Linked DNA regions of Mus musculus: region 2 is linked to region 1. The links are chromatin loops, found by intact Hi-C in ENCODE. Cell type or tissue: left cerebral cortex. All regions are shown on one strand. Each heading gives the region's core, and the rest is flanking DNA. Links, peaks and the distances in the headings are about the cores only. Region 1 holds the start of Fam181b (family with sequence similarity 181, member B). Region 2 has its middle 95 kb from the start of Fam181b.

Region 1 (8,977 bases), core at 707-8,706:
GGATTCTGGATAAGCTTCAGTGGGAGCAGTTCTTGGGGAGTGATGGGCAGAGTATCCTCTGGATTTAGGGATTTCTCTGGTATGCGCAACTTGCACTCTTAAACCTGCGCATCTCCAGAAAACCAGAATGTTGATCACTCTAGATTCAAAATAGTAACCGTTGAAATCACCAGTGAGGTAGTGGCAAATGGTGTAGGCTCTTCCCCAAGAAACTTGACTGAAGAGAAGATGATAGATTGGCACTTAGAGGGAAATGGTTGAAAGTTGAGATTTTCACTCAACTATCCCCGCTCCATGTAATTTTCTAACTTATGCTAAAGACTTATTTCCAGAATGTGAGAGGGGAAATGAGGTAATAGTACGGCTAGTGATACAAATAATACAAATAATAAATAATACAAATAATAAATGGAACAGTTTTCTCCTGGAGCAGGGGCAGGCAAGATCCTGGACCACAAGGGTAGGATGAAGTCTGAATAATTGCAGAGAGAAACTGAAAACGTCATGGAAGGGGGAAATAGAACAAAGGGTATCTATCTTCTCGGGACCCAATAGTGTGATGATGGGTATGTGGCAGCTTGAATGAAGATGGACAAGAGTTGGGACATTGTGAAATCGCTGGAATGCACTTGAAACTCATTCCTAGAATGATGAATGACCAATCGAAGAGACAATAAAGAATATCTGCACATAGTATCCCAAGCTTGTCCAGCCATATATTTACAACTACATTGTACTCTTGGTCTTAAGAAATAGTTATTATTGCACTTTAAAATAATTCTTTATGAATATTTCTGTGGCTATGAAAGAGATGAAATGGATACTTGAAATGACAAAAAGGACCATGTCCAATTCTGGCAGGAATACTATGAGTATCACTTACTGTACTACAGTGAATGACATAGTCAGATGCAGATAAACTCAGATCGGAGGGGAACACGGGAAAAAGAGGAGTAAGAAATGGGGAAATGGGGGGTGGGTATGCTATGCCACCATCCAGTACACAGAAGCCTGCATAACAAGATGGTTTAACATAATTTGAAGCGTAGACTACCAAATACTGTTCCCTTCTGGTTGGTGGGCTATTATAAACATGACAAATTCTTACAATAATCCTCTATGACAGATTGTTCTCCAGTTTCCCAATGGGAAAACCACAATTCAATACAGTAACTGGACCATGGATGGTAAATAAACAATAATACGGTATAGCTAAGCTAACTGGGTATTTTTTTCATTATTTAACAATAATAATAAGGAAAAATAACAACACCTAAATTCAGACCTCTATCAAAATTAAATATGATATATGTACTATAAGACAATAAATAAATAAAGTTCAAGTGAAAATGCTGGACACCCCACAGGCACTGAGTTTGTATTTGTCTAACGTAATTTTCAGCTAGTGGTAATTTCATCTCTTAGAGCACATGTGACAATTACAATAGACTTTATTATCACAACCAGCAGAGTACCATTGGCATCTAATAGACAAGTCCAGGCATGCTGCTGAACCTTCAACCATGCCCAGGACAGTCTACAAAGTAAAGAGCTGTGGTACCCAAAATTTCAACAGCACTCAGAGGCAGGAACCTCTGCTCCTGGCATTGTGTAAAGGCTGGGAACCCATGAATGCAAATGTTAGCCAAATCTCACAAATGACAGGCAGGTCTTGATGTCCCAGTACCGTTAGATTTGGACTCCACACTTGCTTTCAGTAAGTTGGGGTTGTTTTGCCTGCCTGAACCTCAGCTTTCAAAGGAGCAACTGGCAACTGCCCCCACCCCCAGGAAGATCAGTAAACGGATGCTTTGCTCAGCGCCTGGCACATAGAAACATGTGTTGGTATTCTTCTCATGAACAGAAGACATAACAAACAAGGCACTGGCCAAAGACATCTTTTTACTAAACTGGGTAAGAAGGAAGGAGAAAATTAAGAAACACCACATTGACAGTAAACCCTATGGGCAGTCACAGTGTTAATGTCTGACTGTGAAATTCTACCCTAGATTATTGTCACAATAAACCAACATAAATTAAGTGGCTGTTGGGTAAGGTGCCATTAGCACAATGAAATTAATCACCTTTTACTACTGTGAAGAAATTCAACTGGCTGCCAGGTTTCTAAAGTTGAAAAATTCTTTTCATAGTTGCTACTCCAGCTTCACTCGAAAGAAAGTGATCTTATAATAATAGCATTTGAAGCTATGCCTGCCATTGCTGCACACGAGTTTCTTTTCTTTTCTTTTTAAATTCTTTCCCAAAATCTACAGCAGTTTTGATTTTCACAGACTATGGCCCTGCCTTTTTCATCCCTTGCAGCCACACTAATTTTTTTTTCTTTCTCCTCGTAAATATTCAGACAGTCTGTTTTGGCTGCCTTACAGAGAAGCAGCAATCAAGTCTACAGACATTCCCAACTCCTTTTCTGAGTTTTGGCCTCGAAGAGCTTTTGCACCTGTGGGTACCCAACAGCCTCCTTTCTTGGCTCCAGCTGCTCACTTCCCACCAGGACTTTTCTCAACTCTGACCCTCAATCATCCTGATGGTGCTGTGAATCTTCTCAGCCACATTCACTACTGGTTAAACTTTTTCTCTGACTTTCATCCTCCAAGACTTCCATCCAGGTTATGAAAAGAATGGAAAATCTCCATTGGAGACATTATACCCTCCACAGATCCCTATCACAGTGAGGTACAGGAGTGAGGAAGATCAGGGATGTAGGGGCTGGGGAGTAAGAGTTTGGGATACAGGGGTGTGGCTGAAAGAAGATGATAAAGTTGTACAGCTATCATAACGCCCCAAACAAAAAAGAAACAAACAAACAAAATGAGAATAACATGTTCTACAGTTTTCACTCCAAAACCATTTATCTGCTTATAAAGAGACATAATACACCTGCAGGTCCAAGCAGTGCAACAGTTTCAAGACATTTTGTGTATTTTACTTCTGAGTCTCCCAAACAGCTACAACAGTGAGAAGTGGAGAAACGCTGTCATCCTGTTATAATAAGAAAACTTAAAATCAAGAGGTTATCATCTGTCTTCTAACTCTCTCTCAAAAAATGGCTGGGAAAGAGGAAAGGGGGAAGACAGAAATGGGACTCTAGACTTGCCAGGTTTTCCTCCTAACTCAGAGATTTGGAAGAAGGCAGAGAGCAGAGATGAGAGGCTAGAGCCATGGAGTAAGCTATTCAAGGGTAACAGCAGAAAGAGATGGGAAAGGCAGAGATTGGTAGGGGAAGGGAAATCTTAAGAAGAGAAGAACAGAGTCACACTCAGAACTGGTTTTAGTGTGTTTAAAGTCTTGGGCTTAATATCCTCCATCGTGGAAAAATAACTGTAATGGCACCTTCAGCTTCCCCACCCCACCCCATCCCCCCAACCCCCACCCCCGCGCGCCAAAAACAAAAACCAAGGAAGGCAAAGGGGGAAAGAAGGGAGGCCTGGGACATGACCTTGCCAGCACCCAAGCCCCGCCCGCAGCGTCCACCTAGCAAAGTTGAGAAATTGGGAAAACACTAAGAAAACACTCAACTCAATGACCACATACCTCTGTTCCATTTCTTTCAATATAGGCTTTAATTCATAATGTAGTCAGGGGAGGACACCAGGGAGCTGTTTGAAGGGGATAATGACATTAAACACACTGACCTTGGCTGAACTGAGATGAGACAGTAAAAGCTGTCTTACTCTTGACCCTTGATCATCCCACCCAAATCCTGTCTCTGGGTTTTTTAATTGGTCTGTCCAAGTAGGAATCTATGACTCACTTAGAAAAGAAAAGAAAATCTGAGGCTGTGATTAAAACAATCCTCACTTCGTCTGTTTTCCTGAAGATCCTTTATTAAATGGATTGAGGGTTTGTTTGTTTGTTTGTTTGTTTGTTTGTTTGTTTTAATCCCATTTCGTCTTTACTTGCGTTCTCCCATCGTTCTCTCCTCTCAGAAGAAACCCAAAGTGGCACGCAGCCCACAGTAGTCATAATGAAAGGAACGAGTTCCTCGCAGTCAGTCTGGATGCCCTCCTTCCTCCCCAGAAGCCCCTTCCCAGACCCCATCTGGTCTCCAGAGGCTGGGGTAAACCGCGCGGCTGTAGCCCGCGCTGTAATCATAGGACACCTGATGGGGCGGCGGCAACGCACAATCTGGGAAGAAGGGGGTGAAAGAAGACAAGGCTGGCGCGTCCTCCCCACCTGGAGAGTCCAAGGCTGTGGGGTACAGGAGGCGCACAGGCTCGTTCAAGGTCACGCCGCCGCGAACGCCAGCCACAGGAGGCTTCTTGGTCTGAGGACAGCTCGGGGGTGTTCCAGGGCTCGGGGTATAGTAGGTTCCCCACCATCGCCGGCTGCTCAAAGGGGCCTGACTCCAGCTCCAGGGGTCCCCGTAGGACCGTGGCTCCGGCGGGGAACGGATCGAGAGGGTCCGCGGCCATCAAGACACCCGAATCGTTGCCACTGCCGAAGTCTGGCGCCAGCAACTCAAAGAACTCAACGGCCTCCGCCCCTTTCTCCAGGTCACCCAGACTCACGCCCTGGCCCGATGGGACGCCGCTGGCGCCGCCGCAGCCCACCCGGGATGGTTCAGTGAAGAAGGACGGGGGCAGGTTTCGGGCACGCAGCGGGACCTTCCTGGTGCCGGGAGCCACTGAGCTCACCGCGGTGCCCGCCCCGTCTCCCACAGCGCTTGCTGCTCCGAGGCCCGGGACTGACACCGCCTCCGCACCGCCAGCCGTCTCTGCACCCCCGGGGATGTGGCGCAGAGAGTCGAAAAGAGCAGCCAGGCTCCGGCTCTGCAGGCTGGCGGCAGCTGCAGCCTGGGTCGCCTCCCTCCGCGGGGCGGCCTTACAGTGCGCTGGGGTCGCGACGGTCGGGGCTCCCGGAGGCCGTTTGGCTGGAGCATCTGCAGCGCTCGGGGACGCGGGTCTCGGAGGTGCAGTCCCCATGAGGCCACTGCAGCGCTTAATCTGCTTCTGCAAGTACTTGCGGTGGTTCACTTTCCGCTTAGACTTGCCTGGCTTGTCCAGCGCCAGCTTGATGTTGCTGGACGCCGAGTCTATGAAGCTGAGCAGGTCGCGGGTGGCCTCGCGCACGTCCCCGCCCTCGGACCCCGATAGCAGCGCTCCCGCGGTCGCCCCGCTCTCATCGTCTTCGAAACAGCAGCCTTTGTCCAGACTTCCGAAGGCGCTCACCAGCCCGTCCGCGGAGCCTCCGAAACCGAAGGGTATGAAGGGGTGCGAGCTGAGCAGCGCAGCCTGCACCGCCATCGCTGCGGCTCCCCGGCCGTCCGCAGCGCGGCCCGTGCGCACCCGGCCCGCTCCAGCCCAGGCGAGGCGCTGTCTGCTCGCTCCGACCCAGGCTCACGGCTCAGCCTCCCGGGGGAGCTCATTAGATCTTGTAAGCCAGAGGCGGAGGGAGGGAGTGCAGGGCGACCGCCCCGGTAGCGGAGAGGAGGGGCTTACGTAGCCAGGCTTTGGTAGTGGGTATAAAGGGGGCGGGAAACTTGGGCTTTTCTTGTTTTCCGAGCTTTCTCAGACCTTAACCCTTTCCTTTCCCTGTGCCCCGGGGCATTTGTTTTGACTGGCCTCAATCGCCAGGGGTGAGGAGAAAGCCTGTGTTCCAACCCCAGCTAGGCTTCTGTAAAACCACACCCTGGCCCTGGACACTGTCCCTAAGCGAGTTCACAAATCTGGGTTTCGATTCCAGTTTTGGAAGCAGTGAGGTCCACCATCTACCAGCTCCTGGAATCGCTCTGTACTGGTCATTGCCCATTTAATGACTTTATGCCATTTAATCCTGTCCAACAGCCTCATGAACTACATGTTTTGTTACCATTCAGCAAAAGAAACTAGACTTCTGAGAAGTTCGGAGAATTGGCCATAGCCACATCTAGTACAGTCAGAAAAGAAAGCCATTCCCAAACTGATTAATCTGTATTCTCTTGGCCCTGTCTCTTTGAATCTTCAAACTCTACTTCTGATCCTAAGATTCTGATCAGTTTTCCCAGGACCCTCAAGTCTGATGTTCTTGCTTCTACTGCTGGATTGGTAGAAGTTACTACTAGCTTAAAGTTAAGTCAAAGCCAGCCCTTGGCCCAAAGGTCAAATAAGAAAAAAGTCAGTCTCCCTGAGCCACTTCTTGATGGGAGAGAGTCCCGGGTGTATAGACAGCTCTGGCCTCTTAGGTTTTCTACTTCTGAAGCCACGTAGATTGCCCCCCACGCAGTGCTGCTGTAGTCGAGTGATCACCTGCACGTTTCCTAGGACACTTTCAACCAGACATTCATTCTTCTTGGGGTGGAGAAAATGAACAACGCGGTCCATCGTGAAAGGTCACTGAGAAAAGACTTGGTCTTGGTTTAGTTTAAGCCTATCCAGTAAACAGCCTGGGACTGAAATCCTTGCTCTGTTGGGTACATGGCTTTGGATAGACCATCTCACCATGCTCTGCTTTGGTTAGCTTTTTTACATCACAACACAAGTGAGGCTGCCCACCTCACTGGGCACATAGAGCATTTGCTATGAAAGAAGAGACCCGTGGAGATGGCTGCACTCCTTGATATGTCTTCTCCATCACAGTATTCATGAGGATTAACTGACGCCACAATAGAAAAGCCTCGTGCACACAACAAAGTTCTCTTAGTTATCATGGTGCAGGTCACTGAAGAGGTACCGACCATGTCTTCTAACAGTCTTCTCTTCAAGACCCATTTTCCTGCAGCTATAACAGAACCACATTGGAGCATGCATTCCTACCAAAGAAGACAGGTTTTATTTAAGTGATGGGAATAGGTACTTAAACACATAAAGCTGAGTCAAAATTGTTTTAACTCACATTGGCTCAATTGTCATGTACCTTTCATTCAGATTCAAAGATGTCCAGTATCATTTAGTCACACAGAGTCCAGTAGAGATGCCAAGAGTTTAATGAGAAATGGCCAGAGGGCAACTGTGCAAGATTTCTACACTTGAAATTCTAACAATCATATTTAAAATAAATAAACTATAAATATTAATCTATAAAAATCCCTTTTCACTTCTAGATAGTTGGGCTTCTAACACATCAAAGTTAATTTCCTGATTAATATTTGCTTTGGAAGTTGGAAGAGTCCTTGGGCCAGTCAGTTCATTTTCTGTATCATGTCCATTCCTAATCTGAGAAATGAGAATAGTTATAACTATTCTCGTGGATTTTGAAAAGGTTATTTATATTGCACAGTAGGCAAATGCTACTGGCAAGAATTATTTTTCTCCTACTACAGCAAAGGCTATCTCACCTTGTCTGATATAAAATAGTGGCCCAATGAACTCCTTGTTCTTGACTTGTGCCCAACCCATTCTATTACAACATAGCAAACTACAATATCAGCATCATTTGTCCTTTGTCCCCAGCCAAGTGCCTATTTTCAATTACAAGAAAGCAGCTGTGCTTATGGGTTAGACAAACTTTGAAAGAACAGTGTAAAAGTGCTGAAATTATAGCCAGAGAAAACTGGAGTCCAATTTTGCCTTTATTATCGGACAATACAAAACTTCTTCTGTGGACTCTGACCTATAAAATAAATATAACATGATAGCTATATGTATAAAAAAATATTTCTTTCTCATGATTCATAAAACTGACCCTTATATGCCTATATATGCCCATCCAGTCATTTATTCATTAGGCAGGAAAATGGATGTGCATATACCAGGGATGCAGAGATGAAAAACTATGGATTATACTTTTGCTAATCGAAAGGCAGACATTACACACAAGTCACTATAATATATGACCTTAGTAAACTAAAGGTGCCAGAGATGGGGGGATCATCAAGCTGCACACTGTGCTACAGATGTGTCAAAGTGGAATGGAGGTGGGGGTTGTCTTGGTCTCTTCCCTGCCACTGGATCCCCTTCCCCTCTACTTGGACTGGCTGGAGGGGCTTCAGTGGGAGAAGATGTGTCTAGTCCTGCTGGGCAAGGAGCTCCAGGGTGGGATGGTACTCAAGAAGGGAGTCTCCCCTTCTCTCAGTAGAAGGGGTGGGAGCAATGGGAGGAGAGATTTGTAAGGGTAGGACTAGGAAGGAAGGAGGGAGGGGCCTGTCATCTGGATGTAAAGTGAATAAAAAATAATAAAAAAATTTTTTAAAGTCAAAAAGGGACCATTAAGGCTGCCCAAAGAAGACAAGGCATTTAAAGACAAGGTAGAATTGGAGCAAAGATTTAAATGATGTACCTGAATATTTCAAGCAAATTTGTACTATCTCTCTGAGAGAACAGCCCAGACAAAGGCATGTGTAAGTGAAAGATGTGATGTTTGTGGAAAATAAGTAGTAACTTTTCCTTGGAATTATTTTACTTCTGAAACTAGAGGGCATTTTTAGGAGTTCACCTACCCAGCTATCTGCACCCAGTCTGAATCGTGGCCTCACTGCTTCATCTGCCCCCTTTTTTGGAAGAATCGTATGTGGGATAAAATTGGTTTTAGTTGAGCCACTGGCTCACTCCTGCCAGGCTCTTCAGCCCCTCCTCCTACCCCTGAGTGAGAACATTCTCTTGAGTGGCTTTGACATCAATACATTTCACTTCCTATAGAGCAAAGGGACTCAGCTCCCGCCTGCAACCAGGGGCTCTGCAGATCTCCAAACTAGAGCTCTTTCCTCCTGGTGATGCCTAATGCTGAGCGAGTGGGATTAGTCTCCTTGGGAACCAAGCCCCCTAGGGGCTCAAGAGCTGAACTCACCCCAAACCGTTTGGGAGAATTGAGATTTCATATTGTTCTTTTACACAAGGATTTCAGGACATTATTCGAACAAAAGCCCACCTGAGAGCTGCCTCCTTTTTGTGGGTAAATATAGCAGCAGGATCAAAAGCTGACTTACTTACTTTGTTTTCTTTCTTTTTAACTTTAATCATATTCCCTGCAGGACAATCTTAGCCCTCAGAGATGACAAGAATGCACATTCATAATGGAAGAAATAATTATGCATCTTTTTTCT
Region 2 (8,977 bases), core at 335-8,334, 96 kb after region 1:
CAATTACTCTGATACCTAAACCAAATAAAAACCCAACACCGAAAGAGAATTTTAGACCAATTTCCCTATGAATATCAAGGCAAAAATACTCAATAAAATTCTCACAAACCAAATCCAAGAACATATCAAAACAATCATCCATCATGATGAAGTAGGCTTCATCCCAGGGATACAGGGATGGTTTAATATATGGAAATCCATCAACATAATCCAGTATATAAACAAACTCAAAGACAAAAACCACATGATCATCTCGTTAGATGCAGAGAAAGCATTTGACAAAATCCAACACCCATTCATGATAAAAGTCTTGGAAAGATCAGGAATTCAAGGCACATACGTAAACATAATGAAAGCAATATATAGCAAACCAGTCGCCAACATCAAACTAAATGGAGAGAAACTCGAAGCAATCCCACTAAAATCAGGGACTAGACAAGGCTGCTCACTTTCTCCCTACCTATTCAATATAGTACTTGAAGTCCTAGCCAGAGCAATTCGACAACAAAAGGAGATCAAGGGGATACAAATTGGAAAGGAAGAAGTCAAAATATCACTTTTTGCAGATGATATGATAGTATATATAAGTGACCCTAAAAATTCCACCAGAGAACTCCTAAACCTGATAAACAGCTTCAGTGAAGTAGTTGGATATAAAATTAACTCAAACAAATCAGTGGCCTTTCTCTACACAAAGGATAAACGGGCTGAGAAAGAAATTAGGGAAACAACACTCTTCACAATAGTCACAAATAATATAAAATACCTTTCTGTGACTCTGACTAAGGAAGTGAAAGACCTATAAGATAAGAGTTTCAAGTCTATGAAGAAAGAAATCAAAGAAGATCTCAGAAATGGAAAGATCTCCATGCTCATGGATTGGTAGGATCAATATAGTAAAAATGGCTATCTTGCAGAAAGCAATCTACAGATTCAATGCAATCCCCATCAAAATTCCAACTCAATTCTTCACCGAGTTAGAAAGGGCAAGTTGCAAATCTGGAATAACAAAAAACCTAGGAAAACAAAAACTCTTCTCAAGGATAAAAGAACCTCTGGTGGAATCACCATGCCTGACCTCAAGCTGTACTACAGAGCAATTGTGATAAAACCTGCATGGTACTGGTACAATGACAGACAGATACATCAATGGAATAGAATTGAAGACTCAGAAATGAACCCACACACCTATGGTCACTTGATCTTTGACAAAGGAGTTAAAACGATCCAGTGGAAAACAGACAGCATTTTGTGTGACAACAAGTGGTGCTGGCTCAACTGGCAGTTGTCATGTAGAAGAATTCTAATTGATCCATTCTTATCTCCTTGTACAAAGCTCAAGTCTAAGTGGATCAAAGAACTCCACATAAAACCACAGACACTAAATCTTATAGAGGAGAAAGTGGGGAAAAGCCTCAAAGATATGGCCACAGGGGAAAAATTTCTGAACAGAACAGCAATGGCTTGTGCTGTAAGATCAAGAATCGACAAATAGGACCTCATAAAATTGCAAAGCATCTAAAGACAAAAGACACTATCAATAAGACAAAAAGTCCACCAACAGATTGGGAAAGGATCTTTACCAATCCTAAATCTGATAGGGGACTAATATCCAATATAGACAAAGAACTCAAGAAGATGGACTCCAGAAAATCAAAAAAACCCATTAGAAAAATGGGATCCAGCAATACCTCTCCTGGGCATATACCCAAAAGATGCTCCAACTGATAATAAGAGCACATGCTCCACTATGTTCATAACAGCCTTATTTATAATAACCAGAAGCTGGAAAGAACCCAGATGTCCCTCAACAGAGGGATGGATACAGAAAATGTGGTACATTTACACAATGGAGTACTACTCAGCTATTTAAAACAATGAATTTATAAAATTCTTAGGCAAATGGATGGATCTGGAGGATATTATCCTGAGTGAGATAACCCAATCACAAAAGAACTCACATGATATGCACTCACTGACAAGTAGATACTAGCTCAGAAATTTAGAATGCCCAAGATACAATTTGTAAAACAAATGAAATTCAAGAAGAAGGAAGACCAAAGCATAGATACTTCATTCCTCCTTAGAATGGGGAACAAAATACTCATGGAAGGAGTTATAGAGACAACGTTTGGAGCTGACACAGAAGGACGGACCATCCAGAGATTGCCCCACCAGGGGATCCATTCCATAAACAGCCACCAAACCCAGACACTATTGCATATGCCAGTAAGATTTTGCTGACGGAACCCTGATATAGCTGTCTCTTGTGGGGCTATGCCAGTGCCTGGCAAATACAGAAGTGGATGTTCACAGTCATCAATTGGATGGAACACAGGGCTCCCAATGGAGGAGCTAGAGAAAGTACCCAAGGAGCTGGAGGGGTCTGCAACCCTATAGGAGGAACAACAATATGAACCATCCAGTACCCCTAGAGCTCATGTCTCTAGCTGCATATGTAGCAGAAGATGGCGTAGTCGGCCAACCTTGGTAGGAGAGGCCTTGGTCTTGAGAAGATTATATGCCCCAGTACAGGGGAATGCCAGGGCCAGAAAGCGGGAGTGGATGGGTTGGGAAGCAGGGTGGGGGGAAGGTATAGGGGACTTTTGGGATAACATTTGGAATGTCAATAAAGAAAATATCTAATTTTTAAAAAGTACAGAAATAGGGGTTGGAGAAATGAGTCAGCAGTTAAGAACATTGACTGCTCTTCCAAAGGACCCAGATTCAATTCCCAGTATCCACAGGACAACTCACAAATGTCTGTAACTCAACTTCCAGTGGATCCAACACCCTCACACAAATACACACGTAGGATAAAGACCAATGCACATTAAATTTTGTAAAAAGTACAAAAATAGTGTAGAAGCCAGGTGGATTGGGACAAGCCTCAGCTCTGAGGAGGATAAACCAGAGAATTACAAGTTCCAGGCTAGCCTGGGCTACAAAAGCTACTTCGTTGCCAAATAAAAGAGGTTTAGAAAGTAGAACATCCAAGCAATGTTAGACTGATCAGATGTGCACCCCATTGTGTCCTGCCCTTTCTGCCAACGTATTGGCAAGAAAGTAAGGATAATGGTTTGCTTGAAAGCCTTAGGTGCCTGTGCCTAGGAGGATAAGAGTTTGAATAAAAGAAAAGGGACTTAAGGAAAAGACACAATTCTTTAAAAGGAAGAAGATATTCTTAAAAAATAAAAAGGCCAATCTTCTCTGCAGAGTACCTTCCCTCCATCCCCCCGCCCCCGCCCCCATTAGAAGAAGGATTAAACTGATACATTGAGCTTTTAGACCAGATTCTCTTTCTCTAGGGCTCCAGCATCCCTCTCACACTGCTTCCGATAATCACATTAGTTTTGTCAGTAAAAGCTCTCTTTTCATAGAATGCATCTAAACCGCTTAAACCACCCAGAGAGGGTGCATACATTATCAAACGCCAAGACAAACGGAAGAGATTTTCCCTTTTATGTCTTACTATTTCACCGTGTGTATTTGCATGCCCAGAAGACTAAGCTAGAAACATGAAAGTATTTAACTTGCTATCAGCTAAAAGAAAGACTACAAAATTTAAGGAACTGCAGCCTTCTTTAAAAGCGCTTTCTAAGCTAAAAAGAAGTGCTGTGATTTTTAATGTGGCCTGAACTGTCAAATGACAGAGGTTTTCTATTTCTCTTTTCTCTTCCTCCCTGTGTTCTGCCGGCCAAGTCCATGATTATTTCTGCATGACTGTTGCAGCTTCTGTTAACAGTAAACAAAAGCAAATAGAGACAATGTGAAAGACAAATTAGAGAGAACGATAGCTGAATTGACGTGGAAAACGGCATTTAGTCACTGCCCGAGGATACTCTAGAGATGTACATAGTACAGACTGGAATTGGAAATAACCCTTTCTCTCACAACCCAACTGTTATCTCACTGCCCTAAGCCTGAGTTACAGACTCAGAAAAGGTCTGCTGATTGTCAGCCCTTTACAGAGGAGGAAGTGCATCAGAGGGAGGAGGAGTTCTGGCTAAATGGAACCATCCAAGTGAAAGAGCAGTCCCCAGCTGGGTAGTGTTCCAGGGATTAGTGGGCTGTGAGGACAGATAGGGTCAAGAAAGGAGAAAAAGAATGAGCAGAGAGGGCTGAAGCCGAGCTCAGGAGCGAGGCGCAGTAAGAAACGATCGGTGAAAATTAAATGTTTAGCTAACTGTGGGAAGAGAAGAAACTGGCAATGGGCGGCTCGCAAGCCAAAGGCAAGACAAGTGGGTTTTGTATAGGGTGGTCAGTTCTAGACCACCCTAAGCTACAAAGTGAGCTTTTTCTATCTCAAAATAATAATAATAATAACTACGTATTATCAACGTCCAGCTTAATTCAGTGCATGTTAGTTTCCAGCCTGTTACATGCACGATGTTCACTTTATACATAAAGGAAAATAACTGAGAATAAGTGGACTTATTTTGTTTTAATTAAAGCATTTTAAGCAAGGTGTCGTTTTAGTAGTTCAGTGGGACAGTTGAAAGAGCTTTTGGAACTTGGCTCTCATGTAACCAATTATATTTTCATTTCCAGCGCTCATTCTAACTGTGGAGTCAAAAAGACCCTCAGAGCATAACTGTCCTTTGCTTTTAAAAACTCTTATTCTTAACAGGAGAATAGTTAAAAGAAAACATACAATAAATTATGTGGACAGCAAAAGAATCTTTAAAATTATAACGATAACTTAAGTTTACAAAGGGTGGGCCATGCATCTGTAGAACCTAAAATCATTGTCTTTATATTTCTCAGGACCATAAATTTGGATCTTAGGGTAAGGATTTGCAACTATTGATATCTGTCTGAGGCATATGGGACAAAAATGAGGCAACTCAAGGAGGTAGTTGTCATCCAGGATGCTAAGGAATAAGTGGCAGCTTGGGGCCATGCCCTCCCATTAACGTCTACAAAATACCCTTTCCCAACCTGCTGCTCAGCATACAGATCACCCTTCATAGATATAGCATTTACGATGTTTAGCACCTCACTGAATAACGATAGCACTGTTATAAAATGGTCATTTATCAAGTTTCTTCTATGTGTTACATACATTAGGCATAATACATATATCACAAAATTGGATAAGCCACATATATCAAGTATAGCCCCAGGATTCAGTATACAGCAATTATTCTATTAACAGCAACCATTGGTCTTATGCAATAATTGGTGCTTTTCATCCTCAATTCTCAGAAGTGGAAGCTATGGCTAAGAAAGGATATTTAAAACATCCAAGGTAACATAGTCAGAGGATGCCAGCCCAGAATCGCTAGCTCCACGGAGCCCCTACATCATCAGTATATCTTCCTCTGGCAAAAGCCAAAAAGTAGTTTGTAAATGAGGATAGGATATTGTCCTGTTACCTTGATAGGCCAAGAAGGCAAAAGCTTTAAAAAGTTGGTCAGGTATGGGTATCATCATGGTCAGGTATGGGTAGATCATCATGGTCAGGTTCACCCAGGTCTCTAGGATCCAGTCATTCAGGTGTTGAACATCCTCAGAGTTTAGGGAAGTACACAGGTGAAAGACTCTGGTAAGCCATGGTAGACCACTGCCTGTAGACAAAGTGACATTGCTGGTAGCTGAAAAATGCTAGTCAACAGAAGCCTCCACGGATCTCTTCTTTTTCACTTTGCATTACAGAAAATACAACTTTCTGTGCCACTTCACCAAGAATTTTTGCACCATTCAACAAAATGCTTTAATGACATTTGATAATTCCATGACAGACAAGTGGAACCTCATTGTGGGACTTACCAAAATTAATATTCTTTATTATGTCTCATTTTAATTTAAAATATTTAATATTTATTTAATTTGAAATAAATAAGAACACTATAGAACAATGTGAATGAATAAGCAACCAATTAAAACAAACAGATACAGCTAACATAGAACACTGAACAAAGATGCTAGGCAAAAATTACCCATATACGTATATTTCTGAAAGCCTGGAAATGTTCTCTATTGATCTGGATAATAATTACATCAAGCAACTCATCAGTCCATGCATTTTGATTTCTCTTATTTTCAATATTGATATTATGTCTTAATAGAATATGTGCTTACAAAAGTGAGGGCAGAGCTGGAAAGATAGCTCAACAATTAAGAGCAGTGGCTATTCTTCCAGAGGACACAGGTTCAATTCGCAGTATCTACATGGAACCTCACAACAATCTATAACTTCAGTTCCAGAGGATCAGATACCCTCTTCTTACCTCTGTGGACATCAGGCACACACAAGATACAGAAGTATGCATACAGGCAGAATATCCATATTCATAAAAGACTTTTAATTAAGTGAAAGTATTGAACAAATGAAATTCAATTAAAAATGTAAAATCATTCTTTTAGGTAAAACTTACCTGTATTCGAAAGTCAGTTAGTGGTACCCCAAGACCAGTGGATGTTCTCTGAACATTTTACACTGCTTTTCCTAAAATCTTCAGTTACAGTCTTCATAAACACACCACAGGAAATCAATTCTGGATCAAATCAAATCAGAAAAACTGCTGGATATGAGCAGAAGCTGCCAGAAGGGAAAGGAAGAAGCTATAACTCACCTAAGTTTTAGTACAACAAGCTCAAGCCAGGCAAAATAAAACAAAATAAAATCCTAGCATAGAAAGGGGTGTGGTGTGAGGTTCTATCATTAACTCTGTTGTTTTTAGTGGTGTGGTTTATAATTTTATTTTAAATCTTTAAGCCACCTTCACAAAGGCAAAGGAGAGCCAGGGTGAATAGGTTCCATGAGGATCTGGTCCTGCCAGGAATGCTGAACGTGTTACTGTTCTTAGAAGAGAAGTGAAGAGGTCTGGGCAGCGTGTTCCAGGCAGGTAGCCAAGGTCCCTTGAGCAAGGGCAGGGACAGTAGTGGCAGAGGCAGAGGAGGTAGCAGTGTGAGCCTGGCCAGCCAGATGGGTCCAAGTTCCAGTGACAAATGCTTCAGGAAAGAGAACTCATCCCCCAAGTATTACAGCTCAGTAAAGAGCCACCCTCATATGATCTGCAATGAAATAATTTCTGTGCTTAATTCCATGTGGACAGGCACTTTATACACACTGAGGAGTGGGATGGGATTTGGGGGTAGGTGTATCCTATTGGCTCAGTTTGAGATGTTAGTGATGTCCTATTTGCATGGAAGGGCCCCAGGTGATGCTGTACATGACTGACAGCCCACAGTCCCCTCAGTGGAGTGTCACAGTTTTGGGTCACAGAGCAAGTAAAGAAACAGGTAGAGAAGCTCACCTCCTGCCCATCTCAAGTCTCTGAGTTTCCCAGTGTCTGAGCTCACTCAGCCTTAAGAGTTCTTCTGTCTAGTGGCAGGGCCCACTTGGCCTACAGTACATTTAGAAAAACAGTCAGCCTATGGCTGAGTGAGATGCGGTGCGGAAATTTCTCACAAGCCCCAAGGAGAATTGTCAAGCCATAGTTCTTTGTCTGCTTGCGTACATGGCAGTAGTCTGTCACCATACATTCTGTGTCCTCTAGAATACACAATGCTGGCCTAGGGACACAAATGTCCCTCCAGGTAGCCCTTCCCAAGCCTACAACTTGTAAGCACAAGTCTTGTTTTGAGAGTGGATGTCAATGGGTTTATGAGGTTTGAAGGATAACCTTGTTTCTGAAATAAAGTTAACGTGATAAAAGAATTGTCACTGCGGTGTATCTGAGACACTTTTTAAAATTGCCGATAATCCTGCATGTCTCTGATCCTGAAAACTTAACTCCCCTCCTTGCCTGGTGGTCACCAATTCTACATGACAGTGCCTGTTTTTCTTCACCACTTACACACACACACAGACACACACACACACAGACACACACACACACACACACCCCTAAAAAGAAGAAGGAACTAAAACAGTTGCTGACCTCCAAGATCTGTTGACACAGAGGGAGAATGGAGGAAGTGGCCTGACAGGACTTTGGAGCTCTAGGCTAACTGTCAGACAAACGCAGCAGAGAGGAGGTGTGAGCTGGCAGCATAGCTAAGGAAAGTTGAGGCCCTAGGTCAGAGCTCCTGAACTACAGAAGCCACAGGGATCCAGAGAGTGAAGAATACACGGGACAACTGATAGGCCTGTGCCCTCCCCTCTTCCATCTGCTTTACCCCAGAGTTTCAGGACCTGGTCGTCTCAAGCATTCAGACAACTGTGGAGTCTCCTAGGCCAGTAGCCTTAGACTGGAGGATGGGAGCGTCTACAACAACTGCTGCCAAAATTCAAGAGCCCCAGTACCCAAGGTCTGAAGGGGACTGTGACCCATGAAGCTAAGGGTCCCAAAATCCAAAGCCAGCCAAGTTCTGTCACAATAGCAGTTGCTACTTGTTCTGCCTGGCTATTGGCATAACTCGCTGCTCTCAGACACTGAAGGAAAATATAGTCTTCCATAAACCAGCCTTCTTATCCCACCCACGACTACCATCCAGATGAGCAAAAGAACCCCCGGTGACTGGTAACAGTTGCACATACCTGTAATTCCAGCACGTAGGAGACTAACAAAGAAGAATCATGAGTTTATGGCTAGAATGAGCTATGTAATCCCATTCTTGTCTCAAAAGCAATAAAAAGGAGGAAAAAGAAAGAACAAAAGAATGAACAGATGAACAGATGGAAGGAAGAGAGAGAGAGAGAGAGAGAGAGAGAGAGAGAGAGAGAGAGAGAGAGGGAGAAAGAGAGGTGTACAGTGCTGGGGATATAGTTCTGTTGGAAGAGTGGTTGCCTATGCAGTGTGAAGCCCTGAGTTCCATCCCAGAACCATGTGAAAACACGTAAAATGTCTGCTGCACACCAGTGATCTTAGCACTTGAACGTGAAAACAGGGCACCCTGGGATACATGAGACCCTCCCCTATGCTTCCTAAAGGGACATCCTTGAAGAAAATTGTGTACTTACATTAAATGAGGCCTGACCAAAGGGAAGGGACTCCCATAGTATCAATGTTCAGCAAATACCAGCAAA

The links. Peaks named below come from ENCODE experiments on the same cell type or tissue, not always from the same donor. Only the 100,000 strongest peaks of a DNase experiment are listed, where the experiment ranks them.
Region 2: it touches region 1 in a loop (4-fold over the local background); 6 of 42 quality-filtered maps call a loop at or near these places.

The regions. Positions count from the first base shown.
Region 1 is chr7:93,076,308-93,085,284 of GRCm38, reverse strand. It overlaps Fam181b (family with sequence similarity 181, member B), which reads right to left and starts at 5,406. Exons shown (of 2, transcript NM_021427.2): 1 at 4,300-5,406; 2 at 3,563-4,298. The coding sequence starts at 5,264. The coding sequence ends at 4,010. In left cerebral cortex, for the core only: CTCF peaks have their summits at 5,389 and 8,705; DNase peaks (open chromatin) are centred at 4,741, 4,994 and 5,400; H3K4me3 peaks cover 3,723 bases; H3K27ac peaks cover 1,343 bases.
Region 2 is chr7:92,979,907-92,988,883 of GRCm38, reverse strand. It overlaps the pseudogene Gm31663. Among named protein-coding and RNA genes, the nearest start is that of Fam181b, 95 kb to the left of the region's middle. In left cerebral cortex, for the core only: no CTCF peak of the experiment used is centred there; DNase peaks (open chromatin) are centred at 3,743 and 3,981; H3K4me3 peaks cover 635 bases; H3K27ac peaks cover 1,146 bases.